Linked DNA regions of Homo sapiens: all the other regions are linked to region 1. A link is a loop called in an ENCODE intact Hi-C map of the cell type or tissue named here. Cell type or tissue: A673. All regions are shown on one strand.

What was found. Hi-C counts contacts between places; a loop is a spot of excess contacts. Peaks named below come from ENCODE experiments on the same cell type or tissue, not always from the same donor. Only the 100,000 strongest peaks of a DNase experiment are listed, where the experiment ranks them.
Region 2: a loop joins it to region 1, with 11 times the contacts of the local background. A loop is called at or near these places in 41 of 110 quality-filtered maps.
Region 3: it touches region 1 in a loop (2.9-fold over the local background); 6 of 110 quality-filtered maps call a loop at or near these places.

The regions. Positions count from the first base shown.
Region 1 is chr11:102,937,975-102,945,974 of GRCh38, reverse strand. It overlaps MMP13 (matrix metallopeptidase 13), which reads left to right. Exons shown (of 10, transcript NM_002427.4): 9 at 226-329; 10 at 1,609-2,980. The coding sequence ends at 1,709. Among named protein-coding and RNA genes, the nearest start is that of MMP13, 14 kb to the left of the region's middle. In A673, a CTCF peak has its summit at 4,806 (motif pointing right); a DNase peak (open chromatin) is centred at 4,814; H3K27ac peaks cover 2,419 bases.
Region 2 is chr11:102,729,219-102,737,218 of GRCh38, reverse strand. No RefSeq gene overlaps it. Among named protein-coding and RNA genes, the nearest start is that of MMP8, 8.3 kb to the right of the region's middle. RefSeq lists silencers at 3,674-3,723, 3,844-3,893. In A673, a CTCF peak has its summit at 3,774 (motif pointing left); DNase peaks (open chromatin) are centred at 3,748 and 6,588.
Region 3 is chr11:102,790,119-102,798,118 of GRCh38, reverse strand. MMP1 (matrix metallopeptidase 1) reads left to right here. Exons shown (of 10, transcript NM_002421.4): 1 at 1-131; 2 at 619-863; 3 at 957-1,105; 4 at 1,330-1,455; 5 at 2,512-2,667; 6 at 2,828-2,945; 7 at 5,381-5,514; 8 at 6,624-6,786; 9 at 7,313-7,416; 10 at 7,598-8,000. The coding sequence starts at 27. The coding sequence ends at 7,707. It also overlaps the pseudogene WTAPP1. Among named protein-coding and RNA genes, the nearest start is that of MMP1, 4.0 kb to the left of the region's middle. In A673, a CTCF peak has its summit at 3,495 (motif pointing left); a DNase peak (open chromatin) is centred at 3,498; H3K27ac peaks cover 1,179 bases.

The DNA.
Region 1 (8,000 bases):
TCTTTAAAAAGATGGCCTTTGGGCAAGTCAACAAATACTCGTCAAGCATCCACTGTACACTCAGTATTCTCATTCCTAATTTTAAAAAGCTACCAGATGCTTTAAATGGACTGAAAATTTTAAAATTCTTGTCAATTTTGAAAGATGCCATTGTATCTATTGTATTATTTCTAAGGTACTTTCTAAGAAATATAACTGACTTAGGAGTTTTTTTTCTTTAAATAGATATGATGATACTAACCATATTATGGATAAAGACTATCCGAGACTAATAGAAGAAGACTTCCCAGGAATTGGTGATAAAGTAGATGCTGTCTATGAGAAAAATGGTAAGTAGTTACATTGCACTGACTTTAAAGAGGAGCTTCTGTAGCCCCTCAAAACTCTTTTCTGTACAAAGCATTTTTATATAGGACCTAGATGTGTTAATAAATGTATGGCAGTTAAGGAATTAATTGTTCCTGTGTGACTACCTACAAAGACAGCAAACCAAAAAAAACATGGTTAGAATAAATAAGAATTTTACTTAATGATTGCTAATTCTATAAATACGAGATGCTAAACCTTCAACATTACCTTAATCTATGCTTAAAGATGCCAAAATGCAAGGATATTGCCAGAATTCAAACTGGCTGTGGAGTGGGAAGTAATTTATATATAAAGACTCATAACTACCTTAACTATATAGTGACTTTTTACTTTAATTATGTTCTCAACCTTTTTTTTTTTTTTTGACAGAGTCTCACTCTGTCACCCAGGCTGGAGTTCATTGTCGCAATCTGAGCTCGCTGCAACCTCCGCCTCCTGGGTTCAAGAGATTCTCCTGCCTCAGCCTCTGGAGTAGCTGGGATTACAGGTGCCTGCCACCATGCCTGGCTGATTTTTGCATTTTTAGTAGAGATGGAGTTTCGCCATGTTGGCTAGGCTGGTCTTGAACTCCTGGCCTCAAGCGATTCACCCGCCTCGGCCTCCCAAAGTGCTCAGATTACAGGCCTGACCTCACCGACCTCCTTTAACTATGAAAAGAGATATTATTGATAACTTATAACAAATAGGCTGGGTGCGGTGGCTCATGCCTGCAATCTGAGCACTTTGGGAAGCTGAGGTGGGCGGATCACTTGAGGTCAGGAGTTCAAGACCAGCCTGACCAACATGGCGAAACCCCATCTCTACTAAAAATCCAAAAAAAAAAAAAAAAAAAAAGCTGGGAGTGGTGGCATGCACCTGTAATCCCAGCTAGTCAGGAGGCTGAGGCAGGAGAATCACTTGAACTTAGGAGTCAGAGGTTGCAGTGAGCCAAGATCACTGCCACTGCACTCTAGCCTGGATGACAGAGTGAGACTCTGTCTCATATACGCACACAAAAATCGATAATCCAAGTAGCAAAACTGTGTAGGAGGATTCACACCTTAAAAGAACAACTAAAAAATAAAAATAAAAAAATAAAAAATTTAAAAAGGAACAACTATTAAAGAACTAATAGAGTTTAAAAAGAAAAAGTTTGAAATTCCTACAAATGGGATCTAAGAGATTGAACCATTAATATTAACTGGATTAAAACCTTATTATTTTCAAACTCTGAAATTGTCTTTATGCTTTTTCTTATAGGTTATATCTATTTTTTCAACGGACCCATACAGTTTGAATACAGCATCTGGAGTAACCGTATTGTTCGCGTCATGCCAGCAAATTCCATTTTGTGGTGTTAAGTGTCTTTTTAAAAATTGTTATTTAAATCCTGAAGAGCATTTGGGGTAATACTTCCAGAAGTGCGGGGTAGGGGAAGAAGAGCTATCAGGAGAAAGCTTGGTTCTGTGAACAAGCTTCAGTAAGTTATCTTTGAATATGTAGTATCTATATGACTATGCGTGGCTGGAACCACATTGAAGAATGTTAGAGTAATGAAATGGAGGATCTCTAAAGAGCATCTGATTCTTGTTGCTGTACAAAAGCAATGGTTGATGATACTTCCCACACCACAAATGGGACACATGGTCTGTCAATGAGAGCATAATTTAAAAATATATTTATAAGGAAATTTTACAAGGGCATAAAGTAAATACATGCATATAATGAATAAATCATTCTTACTAAAAAGTATAAAATAGTATGAAAATGGAAATTTGGGAGAGCCATACATAAAAGAAATAAACCAAAGGAAAATGTCTGTAATAATAGACTGTAACTTCCAAATAAATAATTTTCATTTTGCACTGAGGATATTCAGATGTATGTGCCCTTCTTCACACAGACACTAACGAAATATCAAAGTCATTAAAGACAGGAGACAAAAGAGCAGTGGTAAGAATAGTAGATGTGGCCTTTGAATTCTGTTTAATTTTCACTTTTGGCAATGACTCAAAGTCTGCTCTCATATAAGACAAATATTCCTTTGCATATTATAAAGGATAAAGAAGGATGATGTCTTTTTATTAAAATATTTCAGGTTCTTCAGAAGTCACACATTACAAAGTTAAAATTGTTATCAAAATAGTCTAAGGCCATGGCATCCCTTTTTCATAAATTATTTGATTATTTAAGACTAAAAGTTGCATTTTAACCCTATTTTACCTAGCTAATTATTTAATTGTCCAGTTTGTCTTGGATATATAGGCTATTTTCTAAAGACTTGTATAGCATGAAATAAAATATATCTTATAAAGTGGAAGTATGTATATTAAAAAAGAGACATCCAAATTTTTTTTTAAAGCAGTCTACTAGATTGTGATCCCTTGAGATATGGAAGGATGCCTTTTTTTCTCTGCATTTAAAAAAATCCCCCAGCACTTCCCACAGTGCCTATTGATACTTGGGGAGGGTGCTTGGCACTTATTGAATATATGATCGGCCATCAAGGGAAGAACTATTGTGCTCAGAGACACTGTTGATAAAAACTCAGGCAAAGAAAATGAAATGCATATTTGCAAAGTGTATTAGGAAGTGTTTATGTTGTTTATAATAAAAATATATTTTCAACAGACAATTGCTATATGGTACATTGTCTTTAGGTATAATTTCAATCTTTCCTCACCCAAAGAGGGTTCATTGCCAATATTTTTATTTTTGGAGACAGAGTCTCTCTCAGTTGCCCAGGCTTGAATGCAGTGGTGTGATTCCAGCTCACTGCAACCTCCACTTCCCGAGTTCAGGCAATTCTCCTGCCTCAGCCTCCCAAGTAGCTGGGATTACAGGTGAGCGCCACCATGCCCGGCTAGTTTTTGTATTTTTAATAGAGATGGGGTTTCACCATATTGGCCAGGTAGTCTTGAATTCCTGATCTCAGGTGATCTGCCTGCCTCAGCTTCCCAAAGTCCTGGGATTACAGGTGTGGGCCACTGCACTGGACCCTTCTTTTTTTTTCTTTTTAAGAAAAGATGTTTAGGCCAGGTTCAGTGGCTCATGTTTGCACTCCCAGCACTTTGGGAGACCAATTGTTTGGGCCCAGGATTTCAAGATCAGCCTGGGCACCATGGTGAAACACAGTCTCTACAAAAACAAAACAAAACAAAACAAAAAAAAAACAAATTAGCTGGGGGTGGTGGTATGTGCCTGTAGTCTCAGCTACTAGGGAGGCTAAGGTGGGAGGACTACACGAGGCAGGGAGAGGTCAAGGCTGCAGTGAAATGTGATCACACCACTGCACTCCAGCCTGGGTGACAGAGCAAGACCTAGTCGAAGAAGAAGGAGAAGGAGAAGAAGCCAGGTCCCAGCTACTCAGTAGGCTGAGGCAAGAGGATCACCTGAGCCCAGGAGGTTGAGGCTGCAGTTAGCTATGCTTACACCACTGCACTCCATCCTGGGTGATAGAGTGAGACCCCGTCTCAAAAAATAAACAAACAAAAATAGAAAAGATGTTTCACTTGATTTCAGAAACATTTTCCCTATGTTTAACCATTTTCTTTCATGATACTTCTCTCTCATGGATAGACAGACAGACAGACAGATATACATAAAGATATATAGATATAAAGATATACATAAAGGTATATAGAAAATATATATAGTCAAGATTGTTTCCTGACTTCCACCTTTACTCCAGTCTCAATTCAAAATTCCAAATCCAATTGGTGTTACCTTGATGAGTGTCCTTCCACAGTAACCAAAGCATCGAATTCAAATTATAGCAAATGTCTATTTGGAGTTTACCACTGGTGATAGGGGTAGCATTAAAGAGAGCTGATTATGAACTGAGCAGATGGTCCTAATAGAATCTTCTATGAAATAGGTTACAGGTAAAATACAGATAGCCAGTTTGTATAGATATTCACGAATGGGGTTGAGAAGACCAAATGAATGTTTTATGAGAAGTAATATTATATTCACAAATTAAAGTGAGAGTGCATTTACCTAGAGCTAATGTACTAGGCAAATGCACTGCCTTAAAATTGAATTGTAGCTAGTAATGGCCTCTTCATCAGATAATAAGGGTAAAAGGTTTGAAAAACTCCTCAAAGTGAACCAATAGCATACTTGTATTTGGAATAGGAGAAACTGACAAGATCTTATATTGGTGTAACAAATTTTGCTCTTGGAATTATCCTGGGAGAACTTTTGTATTAAAGCAAAAATATTGTCCTGGATTTCCATATCCTCATGTCAGAATAAAAACACGAAAACATATATAACAGAAAGATAGCCACCATAAAAGCTACCAAGTTTAACTCACTTCCCGTTTAGAAAAAAAAGTGCAGCTCTCTGCACGCACAGTTTTCTCGGAGCCAACAGGAGTGGATTAAGCCCTGGTCACAGAAAATACCTTGATTTACGGATTCATCACGACGCTGTGAGATTTACAATACTTCCACTAGGTGGCACCAGCAACACCCTTTTTAAAAAGGTTGAACTGGTCAGAGAATTCAATTAAGTCACAAAACCAGTGCTTTGTTCTTTAACATAAGGTTGAGGAACTTAGCCACATCGCTGATTGTTTAACTCCTGACTTTACATTACTGACTTTCAAGTAAGATTTAATAGCTATGGAATTCAAGAACAGCTTGCTCCAGGTTTCTTAGTTTTTGTATATGAGTTCCCCTCACTGATCTCTCAGAGGTGAGTCGGAATTCTGTGTCATCCTGACTTGGTGGCTTGATGAAGCCACCAAGACCTGAAGCATGCACCCCTTAGAGCTAGGGCTTGTGAGTCATCTCAGGCCCCTGGGTGACAGACTCCAACGTGAACTACAAAATGCACAATCTACACAACCAATAGAATCAGCACTCCAAAGAGAAAACAAACCAGCACTGTTCTGGCACCAAGAGGGAGGAAAACCCAAACTACCAGGCATGATAAATTTTGTTTTCTAAATAAAAAAGTGGGCCGGGCACGGTGGCTCACGCGTGTAATCCCAGCACTTCTGGAGGCTGAGACAGGTGGATCACCTGAGGTCAGGAGTTGGAGACCAGCCTGACCAACATGGTGAAACCCCGTCTCTACTAAAAATACAAAAATTAGCCAGGCGTGGTGGCGGGCACCTGTAATCCCAGCTACTTGGGAGGCTGAGGCAGGAGAATCGCTTGAATCCGGGAGGTTGAGATTACCAACCAAAAAAGTGAACAATTGCTTATTACCTGAGGACAATGGCGAGTTTAGAGGAAGAAAGGCTTTACAGTTTCCGAAGTTTCTTTCTCACATGGTTTAGTTTTTCTAATTTTTTGGACTTTTATCTGCCTGGTATATTGAAGTATGCGAAATGCTGATTTAAGACTCCTTGATTTTGTTCTACCTCACTGCTTACAAGACACTCAGATTGAACTGCAGCTAATAATGATCTCTGGAAAATAAAAAATGTGCTGAGTTTATAGCAACAGCATGGCCATTTTTGTAAGAGTTTATCATGATGTCTTAATTGACCTGAATTGCCAAAACTGCCAGAGGTGTGTGAACCAGAGCAACTCCATCTTAAATAGGAGCTGGGTAAAACAACGCTGAAATCTACTGGGCTGCATTCCCAGACCGTTAAGGTCTTCTACGTCACAGGATGAGATAGGAGGTCGGCACAAAATACAGGTCATAAAGACCTTGCTGATAAAACAGATTGCAGTAAAGGAGCTGGCTAAAACCCACCAAAACCAAAATGGCGATGAGAGTGACCTCTGGTCATCCTCACTGCTACACTCCCACCAGCGCCGTGACAGTTTACAAATGCCATGGCAACATCAGGAAGTTACCCTATGTGGTCTAAAAAGGGGAGGCATGAATAATCCACCCCTTGTTTAGCATATCAGCAAGAAATAACCATATAAATGGGCAACCAGAAGCCCTTGGGACTGCTCTATGGAGTAGCCATTCTTTTATTCCTTTACTTTCTTAATAAACTTGCTTTTACTTTGCACTGCAGACTCACCCTGAATTCTTTCTTGCGTGAGATCCAAGGACCCTCTCTTGGGGTCTGGATCGGGACCCCTTTCCTGTAACAAAACTATACCCTAAAATTAGGTTCTGTGAGAAGGAAAATTTCTCTTTCATACATGAGCCCGAATAGGTAAAATTCTATTGCATAAATGCTATCTGAGTTGTACACACATGGAGAAACACATACAAGTATATGCAAAATTCATTGTAACCCACTCTAGAATTACTCATTCAATAACGTCATCACACATCAACTGGGCAAGGAACAATTGTACGTACACGATATTGAGAGAATTCTGTCTCTTAAATTTTGATTGCAATGAAACTGGACTTACTATCCAAATCCACCTGTTATGCCTTACAGTTTTTTATAAGTGAAGATAGTGACACTCTTTTTTCATAATTTATGCAGGATTAAAGGACATTGCACAAGCATCCTTATCTGTGTTCCATCTTTTGTGCTTATCTGTGTCCCATCTCTTGCGCCAAAAATATGTAAAATTAGCAACTAAAAAGGTTTATTTATTTTTTGTTTACTTGTTTTAAAATGGTTACATATACCAATAGCCTTCCTTTTCTGGACAATCTTCTCTTTCCTTTATTAGACTGGGCACTAAAAGCCTGTACAGGTCACAAGCAAAACCATTCATGAGGCCCTTCCAATTCTATCTAAAAAGGAGTGTTGTATTCTGGAGTTAAGAGCATCTGCCTTTCTGGGTTGTATCCTTTGGCCAGCTCGTGCCTCGGCTCAGTGAGTGCTCAGGGCCTTGTGGATTTGCTTCCAAAACAACGCAAGGAAAAAGAAGTCTGAGTTGTGTTTCTGAGCACATGGGGTACAATGTGTACACTAGTGCTGGCTCAGTTTTTGGCCAACTCTAGTTCTGAGTATTGTGAGCTGAGCAGAGGGCTGGGACACAGCATCAACTGTGCCTCCAGCCACATCCTTTTCTGAACCCATTTATAAGGCTTTATCCCTTAATAAATAAGATATCTCCTAAATACTTGCATTCCTAATTTCATAGGAAACATCTAAATTGTTTTATGGTTTGAATAACAGCAAGATAAGATACAGGTTAAGGAAGCAGAATCTCAAGGAAGTGAAATAATGGGCAATATTTTGCAGTCATCGTAATGGAAGTCAGATACTTGGCAACAAAAATTACCCAGGCATTATGTGGGATTAACTGGAATATGAATTAAGGGCTCAGAGCTATTTTATGAGAAATGCACTGTACACTCTGTATATGAAATATGCTTCTACTTGGTATTTACTTTTAAAACATTTCCTGAAATCTTTCAATGGGGCAGCTTTGGGGACTAGAGAAATATGGCAATATTGTGTGTCCTGTGTTTACATAAGATACAAAAATTTAGAGAAACGTATTAGATCATCTGATTTCAATTCCTTCAGTTTACAAATAAAAATCTGGGGCCAAGAGAGAGGAAATGATCCTTTCAAGAGCATACAATAATGCTGAAGACTAGGCCACAAACATCATCCACTTTTCTCCTTCTATCTTGTTAACTCCTCTACTCTCTTCCACAGGCCAGGGCACAGATTGTCTATCAGGGGGCATGAAATGTAATTCTACTGGAATGATACCACTAGCCTGATGGCATCCATGTCCCAGAGTCAAGGGAAGCTGAGC
Region 2 (8,000 bases), 210 kb after region 1:
TAGAGGGGTGTCCTACATAGATATGTCTTCATCTAGGGGGTAATATGTCTATATGAGGATTTAAAGATTTGGTTCAGGGCCAGGGCCAGTTTCTTTCTAGTAAACCTAGATATCTTTATCACTACCAGGGAATTTTCAAGTTCCTGGTTTGGTTTCAAGACTGCTGGGAAAACCTTACAGCTGGCAAGGACACAGGGTGGTCAAGGCACTCTGATTTTTGGTCAGGACACAGAAAAAAAAAGTGAGGGGAACTGGGGAACCCTGCAGGAGTTTTATTCAGAATATATAAGAAATCTAACATATTAATAATAAAGTGACACATGCAATTAAAAATGCATGGGAGTTTTAATCAGACTCTTCACAAAGACATATATATGGCCAATAAACACATTTAAAAAGTACTTAACATTATTAGTTATCGAGAAAATAAAATTCTTATAAGGCACCACTAAAAAAAATCCACTAAAATCATTAATGTTAATAAGACTGACAACACCAAACATTGATGAGGAGCTAGAACATCTGGAAGGCTCATACAATATCAAATTGCTCACAGTTCAATATTTATTCACCCTATGACTTCTACATATTTGCCCAAGATAAATGAAAACATAAATACCCCAAAAAAGCTTGCTCAAGAATTCATAACAGCTTTATTCTTGATAGTCCAAATCTGAAAATAGTGGCATATTCATACAATAGAATATTACCACTAGTACTATATACAACAACATGGATTAAACTGAAAACCATTAAAATGTCTCTCTTATCCTAAGAGACATCATTCTAGGCAAAAGAAGCCAGGCACAGAAGCTAATATATACTTTTGATTCCATTATATGAACTTTAAGATTATAAAAAGTAATATATAGGAAATGAAATCAGAACAGTGATTGACACTGAGGAGGGACTGTGTTTGACCAAGAAAGAACTCAGAGAACTCAGATGATGGAAATGTTCTCTTCCTTCATGAGGTATGGGATACATTGGCTTATACATTTGTCAAAACTCACCGAACAGTGTAGTTAAGACTTGTGTACTTCACTATATGTCAATAGTATCTCAAAAATATATAAAGAAAAAAGAAATTAACAGCAAAAGGAAGTCTTAATTATTCTATAACTATAAAATAATGTTTAATGGTTTAAATATCTTCCCACAAAGAAAACATTAAGCTTAGATGGTTTTATTGGTTTGTTTTGCCAAAAGATCCATGTCAAGGAATAGATCATTCCAATCTTACACAAACTCTTTCAGAGAAAACAGAGGACATATTCCACCATCACCATATAGCACATAGGGAGCAACTTTAGGTACTTTCTTATTAATACTGGGAATAAGAGAAGGATGCCTGCTATCACTGATATTCGTTTAATATAGTCCTGGATATCCTGTCAAAAACTGAAATGAGGCCATGAACAGTGAATCATGCCTGTAATCCCAGCCCTTTGGGAGACTGAGGCAGGAGGATTGCTTGAGCCCAGGATTACAAGACCAGCCTGGGCAACATCAGTAAGACCTCATTACTACAAAAAAAAAAAAAAAAATTAAAATGAGGAAAATATCAACAGTTATAAAGATCAAAAGGGAAGAGTCCAAATTATAATTATTTGTAGATAATTTGATAATTTACATAGAAAACCTCAAAAGAATCAAAACTCTTAAGATGAGAAAAATTGTAATGTTTCCAAGTACATCAACACATCAAAATCATTTACATGTCTATATATGCACAATAAACAAGTAGATCAAACATAGAAAACAAAATATTAATAGCCACAGCAAAATCAATTACCTCTTTAGGAAATAACATAGCAAAAACAGAACAACCCCTTAAAAATGAGAATTTAAGACTCTATTACAGACATATAAGAAAAATAGAATATGATCTTCATGTATGGAATGACCTAATACTCTAAAGATGACAATTTTTCCAAAATTAATTTGTAAATGGGAAGCAATTTTAACTAAATTCCAATGGCAGTATTTGGGAAAGGAAAATTGATTGCAAGGCTTTTATTTATAAAAAAAAAAATACACACTAGGAGCTAAGAATTTTGACAAAGAACAAAGAAGGAGAGAGTCCCACCAAATATTAAGACATTTTACAAAACCTCTGTGACCCCAGTGGTGCAAAACTTACGCAGGAGCAGAGACATAAGCTAATGGAACTAAATACAAGTCCAGAAACATGCTTTTGGTATGATAGGGGTGGTACTACAAATTAGAAGAAAAAAAAGAATGAATCCTCAAATAGTTGTTTGGAGGCACTACATGGAAAAAATAAAGATGAATTCTGTATCCCAGCAAGTGCAAGTAACAGATACTCTTCACTGTGGAGTTCCAGCTACTGGGCACATGGAAGAATTATACTCCTTAGCCTCCTTGCAGTGGGATGGGACCACATGACTAGTTCTGGACTATGACTTGTGCTTGGTTCTGGGCTGGAACATTTCATTGCTTGTGCAAAACCCTTTAGAAATCTTTTTTCAACCAACATGACAGAGAGAATTCAAGATCACAGCTTCTCTGGAGGTCTGTGAAACTGGGTCACTGCCATACACAGAGGTCCTCTGTCAAACCATAATTGACACATAGCACAAGCAAGAAATAAATCTGAGCTGTCTTATAAGACTAAAGGATGCAGGGCCTATTACCAAAGTGTAATTTTGCTTATTCTTTCTGATGCAGACCATGCACAAAAGTATACTTTGAATTGGTTAAAGACTTCAATATGAAAGGTAGAACTAATTCAACAAAATACATAGGAGAATATTTTGACCATCATAATGTGGGGAAGAATATCTCAAATAACACCAAAAAAGCATAACTCATAACGGGCAAAGCTGATAGTTTTGATTACATTGAAATTAAAGAATTATATTAAATGAGAAACAGAGAAAGTGTCTGCAACATATGAAACTAAGGAAAGATTAATAGGTGGTTCAGAGAAGAAATTCTTTTAAATCAACATGAAAAAGGTAAGAAATCCAGTAGAAATGCAGGCATGGAAATAAGTTGGCTATTATTAGAAGGGGAAATCTGGGTAGCTGACAGCATATAAAGAGATATCCAATCTTACTAGTAATCAACGGAATACCAATGTAAAAAAGATACCTACTTATACCTACCAAAAATGGCAGAAATTAGAAGTTCTGGTTATATTAAGTGCTGATAAAAACATGGGGAATATGAACCCTTATTTACAGCGGGCAGAACTGTTAATTGGTGCAACCATTGTGAAGCAAAATCTGGCTGTATCATAAGAATACCTGTATTCTAACCCCAGTAGTCCCACTTGTAAGTATTCATTCTGACTGTGATCCCCAGGAGACTTGTAGGGCAGCCAATACAGAACTATTTGTGAGAGCGGGAAGCTAGCCACCGCCTGGATGGCCATTGTTGGTGAACTGACACTTAGAATGTGATAGCCCTTATCAAGTAAGCTAAAACTGCCACCCACAACCTGGCATTAAGATCTGTTAACAGAGGACAAAATAATGTGCTTAGGAACATTGTGACCACTGTGGAGTTTCTCATTCTGCATTCTCACCTAAAGCAAACTATTCATTTTAATGAGCTTTGGCCAAGTCTTTAATGTCCAGTTCTCCCACTAACCTACCTAGTTCAAAACCTGGGCTCATCCTTACTAAATGAGATAAATGGGATCTATTTGTTTTACATTCTTATTTCGAAGAAGACTGTTGATCTGACCGAACAGTTCACCCTCCGAATACCCCAGTGGACTTTGGCGCCCTCTGCTGGTTTTACAGGGGGCATGATGACCACTAGCATGGCTAAGAGTGACAGGTCTCAGCCATCCGTGACTTCATTGAAGGCCACTGGTTGCGTCTGCTATACACCAGCTTACTCTGGGAGCATTAAGCCATAGAAAAATATCTGGATGGAGACATTTCAAAATGTTAACATTGGTTACCTCTAGAAGAGGGGACTGAAGTAGGGGGAAAGGGGGTTAGAAAACTTCACATTTACTTACCGTACTTCTGAAAGTTTGGAATTTTTTTTTTAATAAGCATGTATTTTTGTATTACTAGACTATTTAAAAATAAGTGATTTTTAAAATAAAATAAATCGTTTGAACAACACTTTCTATATTGCTTTTCGTGCATTACCTCCTTAAAGCCCACGGCTTTGAAATAAGAACGTAAAACAATATAGCAATATAGAAAGTGCTCCTATCCTGTGAGGCTTTTTTTTATATTTAATTGCCAGAGAACTGTAATTTTTATCTGTTATTTTGCACTCTGTGTTAAACATTTTCTACACATCCATATTTAATCTTCACAACATTCCTATGATGTCAGGGCTATTGTTACCACCATTTTACACGCAAGGAATTAAAACTTAGGGATGTGAAGTGAACTGTGTCTAGGGTCCCACAGTAATAAGTGGCCAATTAGGGATGTGCAATTAAGACAGAGAGATGAAGGAACTTGTGCAAGGTCAAGCAAATGATAGAGTGGAGTCAAACCCAGGTCTTCGGATTTCCATTCCCCATGCTAAAGAGAAACAGGCTGTCTGTGAGTACCTCGGGCTTGTCACTTCAGGTTCCTCTGATGTTTGGTCCTGATGTATGAGGCAACCACATCTGTAGAATTTGGAGGAAGAAAGAGTCAGAAAGTTCCCATAATGACCTTAATGTGACATTTAAACTAAAGAAGCTACTCAGGCAGAAGGTCAACTCCAGTAGAAGACTTTGTGGAGACTGAACAGAAAGAGCCTTGGAATTAAACCAAACTTGGATTCCCAAATTCTGCCACACATTACACATCTGCCAGTGTGTGATCTCAGGTAATTCACTTAACCTTTCTGATCCTCAGTTTCTGTATTGCTTTTAAAAGACGTAATACCTAAGAAATTTACATAAAAGTGACTTTGCAAAAGCCTTTATGACAGTACCTCACTTCTAATGAGTATTCAGTAAATACTCACATATTCTTGGCATGGAAAGTCAAAATGGAGAACAGGGTGGGTGCAGGTTATCCTGGAGTTATAGGGCATGGTCTCCTAAAGGGCTTTTCAAATCACATGCAGACCACAGATCCTGAAGTGCCCTTCCCTGTGCAGTCAGTCTACACATTTACTGACTACCTCCATCTCTTCTCATTGAGAATTATTGCCTGTAACAGAAAGATCAATGGTCCCAAAAATGCCCACATCCTGACCCGTGAACATGTTAGCTTACATGGCAAAAGAGGTTTCACAGGTGTGATTTGGGTTAAGGACCTTGAAATGGGAGATTAGCATTATCTCAGTGGGTCCAATCAAATCACCTGAGTCCTCACAAGTGGAGACCCTCCCCCAACTGTGATCAGGGAGAGACAAGAAGATGGAATAAGGGTTAGAGAGAAGTGATATTGCTGGTTTTGAAGATGGCAGAGGTGGAAATACAGGCCAAGGGATGCAATAGCCTCTAGAAGCTGGAAACAACACAGAAACTGATTCTCCTCTATAGCTCCCAGAAGGAACACAGCACTGCTAACATATTGATTTTAGCCCAGTGAGACCCATACCAGACTTCTGACCTGCAGAATCGTAAGGCAATGAATTTATCTTGTTTTGAGCCATTGGACGTGTGGTTATATGTTACAGCAGCTGCGGAAAACTAATCCACTGCCCCTGACAAGCCAATGTCACCAAAGGGCATATGTGGTGTCTTTCTGATATTTTAGGTTAAAAAATAAATTCAGGTTGAGAACCATTGATCAAGAGGAGTGAGAACAGAATCTAGTGGGGACTATATAGATGTGAGACAGTTTATTGAGATGAATTCTCACAGACTCCAACAGGCGTATGTGGGTGACAGCTGGTTGGGCTCCAAGGGGGATGGGAGCCAGATGTGTGGTGTGAGGAGCAGGTGTGTGATGTGAGGAGGAGCAGGTGTGTGGTGTGAGGATTGGGTGTGTGGTGTGAGGAGGAGCAGGTGTGTGGTGTGAGGAGTGGGTGTGTGGTGTGAGGAGGAGCAGGTGTGTGGTGTGAGGAGTGGGTGCGTGGTGTGAAGAGGAGCAGGTGTGCGGTGTGAGGAGTGGGTGCGTGGTGTGAGGAGCGGGTGTGTGGTGTGAGGAGTGGGTGTGTGGTGTGAGGAGGAGCAGGTGTGTGGTGTGAGGAGTGGGTGTGTGGTGTGAGGAGAAGCAGGTGTGTGGTGTGAGAAAGAGCCGGTGTGTGGTGTGAGAAGGAGCGGGTTTGTGGTGTGAGGAGCGGTTGTGTGGTGTGAGGAGTGGATGTGTGGTGTGAGGAGGAGCGGGTGTGTGGTGTGAGGAGTGAGTGGTGTGAGGAGTGGGTGTGTGGTGTGAAGAGGAGCAGGTGTGTGGTGTGAGGATTGGGTGTGTAGTGTGAGGAAGAGCAGGTGTGTGGTGTGAGGATTGGGTGTGTAGTGTGAGGAAGAGCAGGTGTGTGGTGTGAGTAGTAGGTGTGTGGTGTGAGGAGGAGCGGGTGTGTGGTTTGAAGGAGTAGAGGCACTGACTGGGCTTCCAAGAAGTTTGACAGTGAGGGAAAGGAAACAGGATGGTAACTCAAGTGATTAATAGGGTAGAAAGAAGTCTGTTGTTTGGTTTTATTTTGTTTTACTAGAGAAACCATGTAGGCAAACAGGAAGCAGCCAGTGAGGGAAAGGAAATAGCGGGGGAATGTGTAAGGAGAATAGTTCTGGTGTGGAGATACAGAAAGAGTCCCATGGACACACTAAGAAATTGAATATTTTGGTGGTAAAAATGAGAGAAAACGAGGGCATTTACTTAAAGTGGGAAGTAATACCTTGCTATAGCTAGACATTGTTAGAAAATCAAGAATGGAGAAGATTTAGAAAAGACAGTGCCTCAGGAAAAATGAAAAATGAGGCATTCCAGCCACACAGCTGGATTGATTTAGTAGAAAAGAGAGTTTTGGCAAAATCCACTTCGCAGTTTCCTGCCTCTACATACACAGAGCGGCCTGGAATGGAAATGTTTACTTTTCTGCCATCTGTTCTCGTGGGTCTGTCAAACTAGTTTCTGGACAGTCGTTGACTCTCAATGGGTCATTTTCTCCATTCTTTCTTATCCTCAACACCCTCTAGTTGGGAGGACAATAGATACAGGGGCAGAAATGGAAATGTTTGGGGCTAATCAAAACCATAAGGATAAGATCCTCCATGCTCACTCTAGCTACTCTCTCACTTGCCTGGACCATGGCGGCTGCTCAGCAGGCCTTTTAATCAGCCTCATCTGTGGGTTGAATTCACTACCACGGCTTCTCTAAGTCTCCACTTCCTTCAGCTCCAGCCTTAGCCTTGATTCCATCTGTCATCCTCAAGAGAACTCTTTGACTCTCAAGACAACTCTGTTTTTGTTTTTTTTGTTTTTTTTTTTTTTGAGACAGAGTTTCGCTCTTGTCGCCCAGGCTGGAGTGCAATGGCACGATCTCGGCTCACCACAACCTCTGCCTCCCGGGTTCCAGCAATTCTCCTGACTCAGCCTCCCAAGTAACTGGGATTACATGCACGTGCCACCATGCCCAGCTTATTTTGTATTTTCAGTAGAGACGAGGTTCCTCCATGTTGGTCAGGCTGGTCTCGAACTCCCAGCCTCCGGTGATCTGCCTGCCTCAGCCTCCCAAAGTGCTGGGATTGCAGACGTGAGCCACCGCACCCGGCCTTAAGGCAACTTTTATTTTATCTGTGTGTATCTGTGATGCGAATTGCTGCTCCTTGGAGATGTGTGGTGTGATGACCCAGGTTCCCTCCTGTCTTCTTCAACCTCATTTCTTCACCATCCATCCCCACACCAAGAGTAAGACCCATGACCACCCGCTAGGGCCAGGTCCTCACGACCTTTCACTTAAACTCTTACTCCACCTTTTAATTGTTCTTCTTATTTATAACCTCTCTTCAGTCCAGTCTATCCTAGATACTATGGCCCGGTTAGTTTTATTAAGTCAGCATAGATTGTTACATGGCTCAGAAACAAACAATGTCTGCTCATTGCTGGCCTTTTGATGTTTAA
Region 3 (8,000 bases), 150 kb after region 1:
CACTGAGAAAGAAGACAAAGGCCAGTATGCACAGCTTTCCTCCACTGCTGCTGCTGCTGTTCTGGGGTGTGGTGTCTCACAGCTTCCCAGCGACTCTAGAAACACAAGAGCAAGATGTGGACTTAGTCCAGGTAAATGCTGCATTGCATGTGACAATAATGTAAATTTTTAGTTTGTATTTTTCTGCAGTAATGTAATAGAGTTTTTTAAGGATAGGTTTCTTATAAAGAGATTTTTTTTTTTTTTGCTAGAAACAGCACCCTCCACCCAAAATGTATCTAGCCATGCATACGCTCTCTTTTTCCAGTTGGAGGTGAGAGTGAACTAAAGGAACAACATCCAAACTTGTCTCCACAAATTGTAGACTTGTAACAGTATGCAAATCTTGCTCTACAAAAATTGCTCTACTATGAAGTTCTTACTTCACAATAACTAATAGTAGGGACATTTCTACTCTGAAATTTCATTTCTCACCAAAAATAAGGATAAAAGCAACTGCGAAATCTAAACACAAGGTTTAAAAGCAGTTCTCTGTTTTGGCTAAAACTTAATGCCATCAATTTTTAGAATAATGAGAAAGATTTCCCATGCAGTGTTTCGATAATTTTCTTTTGTCAGAAATACCTGGAAAAATACTACAACCTGAAGAATGATGGGAGGCAAGTTGAAAAGCGGAGAAATAGTGGCCCAGTGGTTGAAAAATTGAAGCAAATGCAGGAATTCTTTGGGCTGAAAGTGACTGGGAAACCAGATGCTGAAACCCTGAAGGTGATGAAGCAGCCCAGATGTGGAGTGCCTGATGTGGCTCAGTTTGTCCTCACTGAGGGGAACCCTCGCTGGGAGCAAACACATCTGACCTACAGGTAGGCAGACTGAGGGCCAGAGTGAGAGAGCTATTTCCCATGACAGTGGTAAGAAGTCATGTCCAATGTGTCTCTATTTTGTTTCATTCTAAGGATTGAAAATTACACGCCAGATTTGCCAAGAGCAGATGTGGACCATGCCATTGAGAAAGCCTTCCAACTCTGGAGTAATGTCACACCTCTGACATTCACCAAGGTCTCTGAGGGTCAAGCAGACATCATGATATCTTTTGTCAGGGGAGGTAAGTTCTTCTTATAGCACCTTAACCTCACCTTGCCCCTAGATCTCGTAGCTTTGCAACTGGAATTGATTGTTTAAGATGAATGTTGATTTTATGGGCTCGAAGAGGGAAACTGCATCACAGTTGATGGAAGTCTGTTGGCCTCTTAACAAAGCTAATGCTTGCCCTTCTGGCTTAGCTTACATAAGAACCACAAGGAATCTTTGTTGAATTGTTTCTTTCAGATCATCGGGACAACTCTCCTTTTGATGGACCTGGAGGAAATCTTGCTCATGCTTTTCAACCAGGCCCAGGTATTGGAGGGGATGCTCATTTTGATGAAGATGAAAGGTGGACCAACAATTTCAGAGGTAAGCCAATCAAATTTGCCTCTCTCAATTCTCCCACCCCTTCATGTTTCATTGTAATATTGGTTGATTTAGTTGAAAGAATGCATTCATAGAAGTATATATTTTTCTATTACCACTCAGAAAATTAGTGATACACTTAGAAAAGTGAAAGAGCGGTCTTTTCTGCTAGCTAACAACATCTTAGCAGTGACAACTAGGCCACTCTAAAATTTTTATTAAGAAAATTGTTGAAAACTTTGATGTTTTAATTGTGGGCATCAACATTGAAACTTTTTCATTAGAAGAAAACAGTGAAATTTAACAGCGGTCATAAACTTATGTGGAAATTAAAGAAAAGGAAGGCTTTTTGTGTTTTCCAAAATTTCCAGCAGTCAACATTTATCAGTTTTGTAAATAAGAAAAATATTAAATATTAGGCTGGGCGCAGTGGCTCATGCCTGTAATCCCAGCACTTTGGGAGGCCAAGGCAGGCAGATCACAACGTCAGGAGTTTGACACCAGCCTGACCAATATGGTGAAACCCTGTCTCTTCTAAAAATATAAAAATTAGACAGGCATGGTGGCACACGTCTGTAATCTCAGCTACTCAGGAGGCTGAGGCAGGAGAACCGCCTGAACCCAGGAGGCAGAGGTTGCAGTGAGCCAAGATCATGCCACTGCCCTCCAGCCTGGGTGACAGAGCAAGACTCCGTCTCAAGAAAGAAAAAAAGAAAAAGAAAAATATTAAATGTTAATAGAACATTTTGCTTCTGTGTGAAATAGTACGTGTCATTTAATCATTGATAATATTGATTAATCTGTGGTGCGCTTTCAGTCAGCTGAGTTTGTCTTTTAATTGTATCAATGTAATCATAGAGTTTAGGTTTCAACATGTCTCTTCGTTATTAATAAATGCATGCCTTCTGCCTTCGGAAAAAAGATATACATGCATATATTTCAAAAGTCACTGATAAAATAGTAACATGAGTCCTTGTAGTTGTAAATTATTTATTAGTTAAATGCCTCAAAACTGAATACCTTTCAAATAATTACAAATTGATTTATTGGCCTTTTTAGAGTACAACTTACATCGTGTTGCAGCTCATGAACTCGGCCATTCTCTTGGACTCTCCCATTCTACTGATATCGGGGCTTTGATGTACCCTAGCTACACCTTCAGTGGTGATGTTCAGCTAGCTCAGGATGACATTGATGGCATCCAAGCCATATATGGTGAGTATGGGGAAAAACATTACGGACAAGGGCCTGGTGGTCTTTATATGTATTTCAAATAAAACAGCCATTAGCGATATCCTTGAAGAAGCTGTCTTCATTGTTTATGTAGTTTTCTAATACTAGGCAAAACTAACTCTAGGTATTTTATTTTCCTTAGGACGTTCCCAAAATCCTGTCCAGCCCATCGGCCCACAAACCCCAAAAGCGTGTGACAGTAAGCTAACCTTTGATGCTATAACTACGATTCGGGGAGAAGTGATGTTCTTTAAAGACAGGTAAGATGTCAGTTCTTCTTTGTGATCTGCATTTGTAATAATAACAACATTCACCACTATGATTAACTATTATGCTTCACATGTTACTTATTTCATGCTGATTTACATCTATAATCACATGGTAGCAACCACATGCATTTGTGCAACATAATGTACTTGTAACAACTTTGTTTTTCTACATGTATTAGGTCAACTGATTCTCAGAAAATATAGTTGATTTTGAAAATCAGTATGTATGATCTTTTTTTACAGATTAGCAAAGTAAGTCAGAGAGAAGGAAAGAGATCTTTTGGGGGCATAGAGCTCATTGGTAGCAGAGCAGTTATTGGTCTTCTGTTCCCTATTTCAGGTCTCTTTTCATTATGCCACTCTTTATGGTGATAAGTATCATTGGACTTTCTTAGGAGAAAGTGGTCCTTTCCATAGCAACATCTCACTGATGAGGGTTGCATAGCCATCCTTTAATTATCTCCCCTGCCATCCTGGAAAAATGGCCCTCCCAAAGCCTATTAACTTGAAGGGTCTCTGTTGCCCCCTGGAGGCCCAGAGAAGAAGAGAAGAGAGGGCACCAATGCTGGGAAAGTCCCCAAGAACTGATGAAATCCCTCCTGGGACAGATAGGGGCAGCCACAACATGGTGCTTCCCTCTTCAAAGAAGAATCCTAGAACTCCCTCTGCAGCATGTGGACTCAAAAAGTTGGGGTCATCTCACATGCAAGGAGGAGGCCTGCTCTCTGTACCATAGTGATTCCTAAAGGATCAGGCAAAATAATAACACACTCTTTTGGTGTGTTATTGCACACCGCATTTGGTGAATGATGCAGTCCACAGAAAGATCAACACATAGAAATTCAGGGTGGCCTGAAAGGCTCATTCTCTGCAGCCTCTCAAGTGCTGTGGCACTGTTTTACTACTCTGTAGTCGCATCTCTCCTAGAATTCAGGGCACTGGCTCATAATTCTTTCTGCCCTCTCTTTACTTTTTAAGTGTAAAAGATAAGGCTGGAGGTAAACTATACAGGGTGTGGTTCAATGCTGGGACAAGTTAAGAAAACACATGGTTTTAAAGGAAACCTCTCAGTACAACAGGACACACCTATCAAACCAAATATTACTAGATGGAACAGGACCAATTTGAGGATTTGCCAGAATTGAAAGGACACAGAGATCATTTAAATGTCGCCATGTCGAGGAGACATGAAAGGCTAGAGATAGAGATAGTAACTGATTTGCCTAAGGCATCACAGCCAGGCAGAGGAAGGACTGGACCTAGAAGTCAGGTTTCCGACAGCCAAGGCCGTAGGCTTCCCTGTGGCCTGGAATCTGGAGCTCTTCTGTGTCAGCCCACATAACAGTCTATGCTGTGCTGTTACCCTAGTCCCTATTAAGCTCTATAATCCACTTTGTGTAAATACTACTAACCAAGGGACAACAAAGGGATTGGCTGCCAGAGCGGAGTTTAAAAATCAACCTTAGCCTCTTACCAGCTGGGTGGCCTTAGACACCTCCCTTAGTCTCCCCAACCTCAATTTCTCATCCTCAAATACTCTCTTGTAGTGTCCTTGTGATAAGGTCTGATGTAAGGAATGGGCCTGGTGTGTTGTAAGTAATCACTAAATAATAGGATATTAGAGTCATGGTCCAGTTGGTAATGTGCACAGCCGATCCCTAATGGCTCACCAAAGCTGACTGTTAAATTTTGAAGAATTTTGCAAGCTAGCTGTGAACCATAGCCATTATTAAAAATTAAATTATAGGCCAGGTGCAGTGGCTCACACTTGTAATCGCAGCACTTTGGGAGGCGGAGGCGGGGGAATCATTTGAGATCAGGAGTTCAAGACCAGCCTGGCCAATATGGTGAAACCCTGTCTCTACTAAAAGTACAAAAATTAGCTGGGCGTGTTGGCCTGTACCTGTAATCCCAGCTACTCAGGAGGCTGAGGCAGGAGAATCCTTGAATCTGGGAGGCAGAGGTTGCTCTGAGCCAAGATTGTACCACTACACTCCAGCCTGGGTGAGAGAGTGAGACTCTGTCTCAAAAAAGTAAATAAATAAAAAAGAGATAAAACTTAAATTATATAAACAAAATTAAATTACATTAAAATAAAAGGTAATAAAAATAATAAAAATTCATCAGTTTGTCATAATTTTTACTGCATTTTTCTACTTATTTATGTTCTTAAAGTTACTTATGCCTATTTTATTTGTATGCTATACAATGGTGCTCCACTGAGACTCTTGAAATTCATCATAATGGGAGTATTTCAAGCTAGTGAAATCAGCAAATGCTATAAACCAACCCTTCTTTGGAGAGCTGAATGTTATACATTTACCAGCACACCACTAGTGCCAGCAACAAGAAGGAGCTGGAGCTGGATATCTGCCAGAGATTACCAGAAATTAGATGGAAACTTTTCTTGCTTTTTTTCTAATCAGATTCTACATGCGCACAAATCCCTTCTACCCGGAAGTTGAGCTCAATTTCATTTCTGTTTTCTGGCCACAACTGCCAAATGGGCTTGAAGCTGCTTACGAATTTGCCGACAGAGATGAAGTCCGGTTTTTCAAAGGTAATCTTTCTAATTATTTTTCACTGCTTTAATAAATCAATTTTTCATTCCCTTTGGGGCTGAGATATAAGGTTACTAGCTACATTCTCTCCAGGGACTTTTGAAAATCTCAGTCTCACCAACCAAATCAATGAAAGTCCATCAACTTAACTAAACGGTGCGTAGCGCATTTTGGAGTCATTTTAAACAAAAGGCAAATGACTGGAGATAGAACGTTCTGGCCTTTTTAATGAATCTAGATTTACAAAAATATTTTCTGCACAAACTATGTATTTAAAACCCCCTCCATATTCCTGGGAGTACTCAAAGTAAAACTCGAGACACTATGCCACGCACCAATATTTTTGCAAACGTGTGTTTAACGTAGTACAATGAGTAAGACATTTGACTCAGCCATACACTCAAGGCAAAGAATTAAATGCAGGTCAGATGGGCCAAACGCTTTGAAACAGGATTTTTAGCCTTTAAATTATGAAATTAAATGGATGTTAGAGACAGAAAGTTTCAAATTCCTTTTTCATGAGGGGTAAATAGCACGTGTGTACAGTAACAGAAATCTTGGCTTTAGTATATGAGACCAGCTTTATGTGATGAGGGGCTTACTGAGTATAAACACGGAATCTGGACACAGCATTAATTCAAGTATTTGGAACTATCTTCTAGTCAAATGCAGTGATTTGAATCCAGGATTGCAAACCCTTACAGGTTATGAGTCACTACAGCACTTCACCCTTTATGATACAAATGGTTTGAACTTCCACAGTCCATGAGCAAACCTGGAGAACCGAAGTTTATATCACCAAGGTGGCATAACTAACTCTTTAGTCATTTGAACATCTGACTGTGGAAAGAAGCCCCCAACTCCATAAACAAGTCATTCTCAAAGCTTGCTGCAGATTAGAATCAACTAAGAAGCTTCCAAAGATAGACACATTTAATTGGTCTGGGATAGGGTCCTGGCATCAGTATTTTCAAAAATCTCCCTAGATGATTCTAATCTGCAGCCAGGGTACTGCACTAGCATGTGAAACTAAGAACTTAGCTGAAAATTCACTTACTGCCTATTGAAGTCTTAGGCAAGTGTTTTATCACTCTTTCTTGATTGGCAGGGAATAAGTACTGGGCTGTTCAGGGACAGAATGTGCTACACGGATACCCCAAGGACATCTACAGCTCCTTTGGCTTCCCTAGAACTGTGAAGCATATCGATGCTGCTCTTTCTGAGGAAAACACTGGAAAAACCTACTTCTTTGTTGCTAACAAATACTGGAGGTAAGTTTAAGTGCAGAGAATGTTAGGGCCTCAGTTCTTTCTACATAAAAAGTTCTAGAATAGCCCATTTCAAAGTGAGTCTCAAACTGCCTTGGCCGGCATCCTTTCCTTCAGATGGCTGGTGCCAATCTATCATCTATTTAGTCTATTGACCAATAATCATCACACAATGCCTGCACTGGGAATCCAGAGAATGTAGGGGGATGAATTTTAAAAGGATGTAGAATTGAGGACATTCATCTTAACGGAGCTACTTTGGCCAAAAGTTACTTATCTTCCATAGTATGTTACCTCGATAGGACATAGCGTAGAACCTACTGGAGAATTCGATGCTGGATTTCAGAGGGGCCTTAAAGGCCTTTTAGTTCACCCAACATTCCACCTTATCCCATCCACTCCCCATTTCACAAATGATCTATAAAATGAAATATTCTGGTTAAATTCCTCATTGTGTATTTTCTGTAATGATTTTCAGAGTGCACATGTTTAGCAAAAGGTCTGACACTCTTAACTCTTTTCTGACCAGGTATGATGAATATAAACGATCTATGGATCCAGGTTATCCCAAAATGATAGCACATGACTTTCCTGGAATTGGCCACAAAGTTGATGCAGTTTTCATGAAAGATGGTAAGTGAATATACATGTATTTCCTCCATTTCATTGCCGTAGCAATAACATCATTATTGTTAGTTGGAACAGCAAATGCCAAAAATATCTGTGCTCACAGATGAATTGGTTTCTCAAGAATTCAAGTTAAACCTAGAAACTACTTGTATAATGTAGTAAGTCTCTTTTGTTTTGTTTCTAGGATTTTTCTATTTCTTTCATGGAACAAGACAATACAAATTTGATCCTAAAACGAAGAGAATTTTGACTCTCCAGAAAGCTAATAGCTGGTTCAACTGCAGGAAAAATTGAACATTACTAATTTGAATGGAAAACACATGGTGTGAGTCCAAAGAAGGTGTTTTCCTGAAGAACTGTCTATTTTCTCAGTCATTTTTAACCTCTAGAGTCACTGATACACAGAATATAATCTTATTTATACCTCAGTTTGCATATTTTTTTACTATTTAGAATGTAGCCCTTTTTGTACTGATATAATTTAGTTCCACAAATGGTGGGTACAAAAAGTCAAGTTTGTGGCTTATGGATTCATATAGGCCAGAGTTGCAAAGATCTTTTCCAGAGTATGCAACTCTGACGTTGAT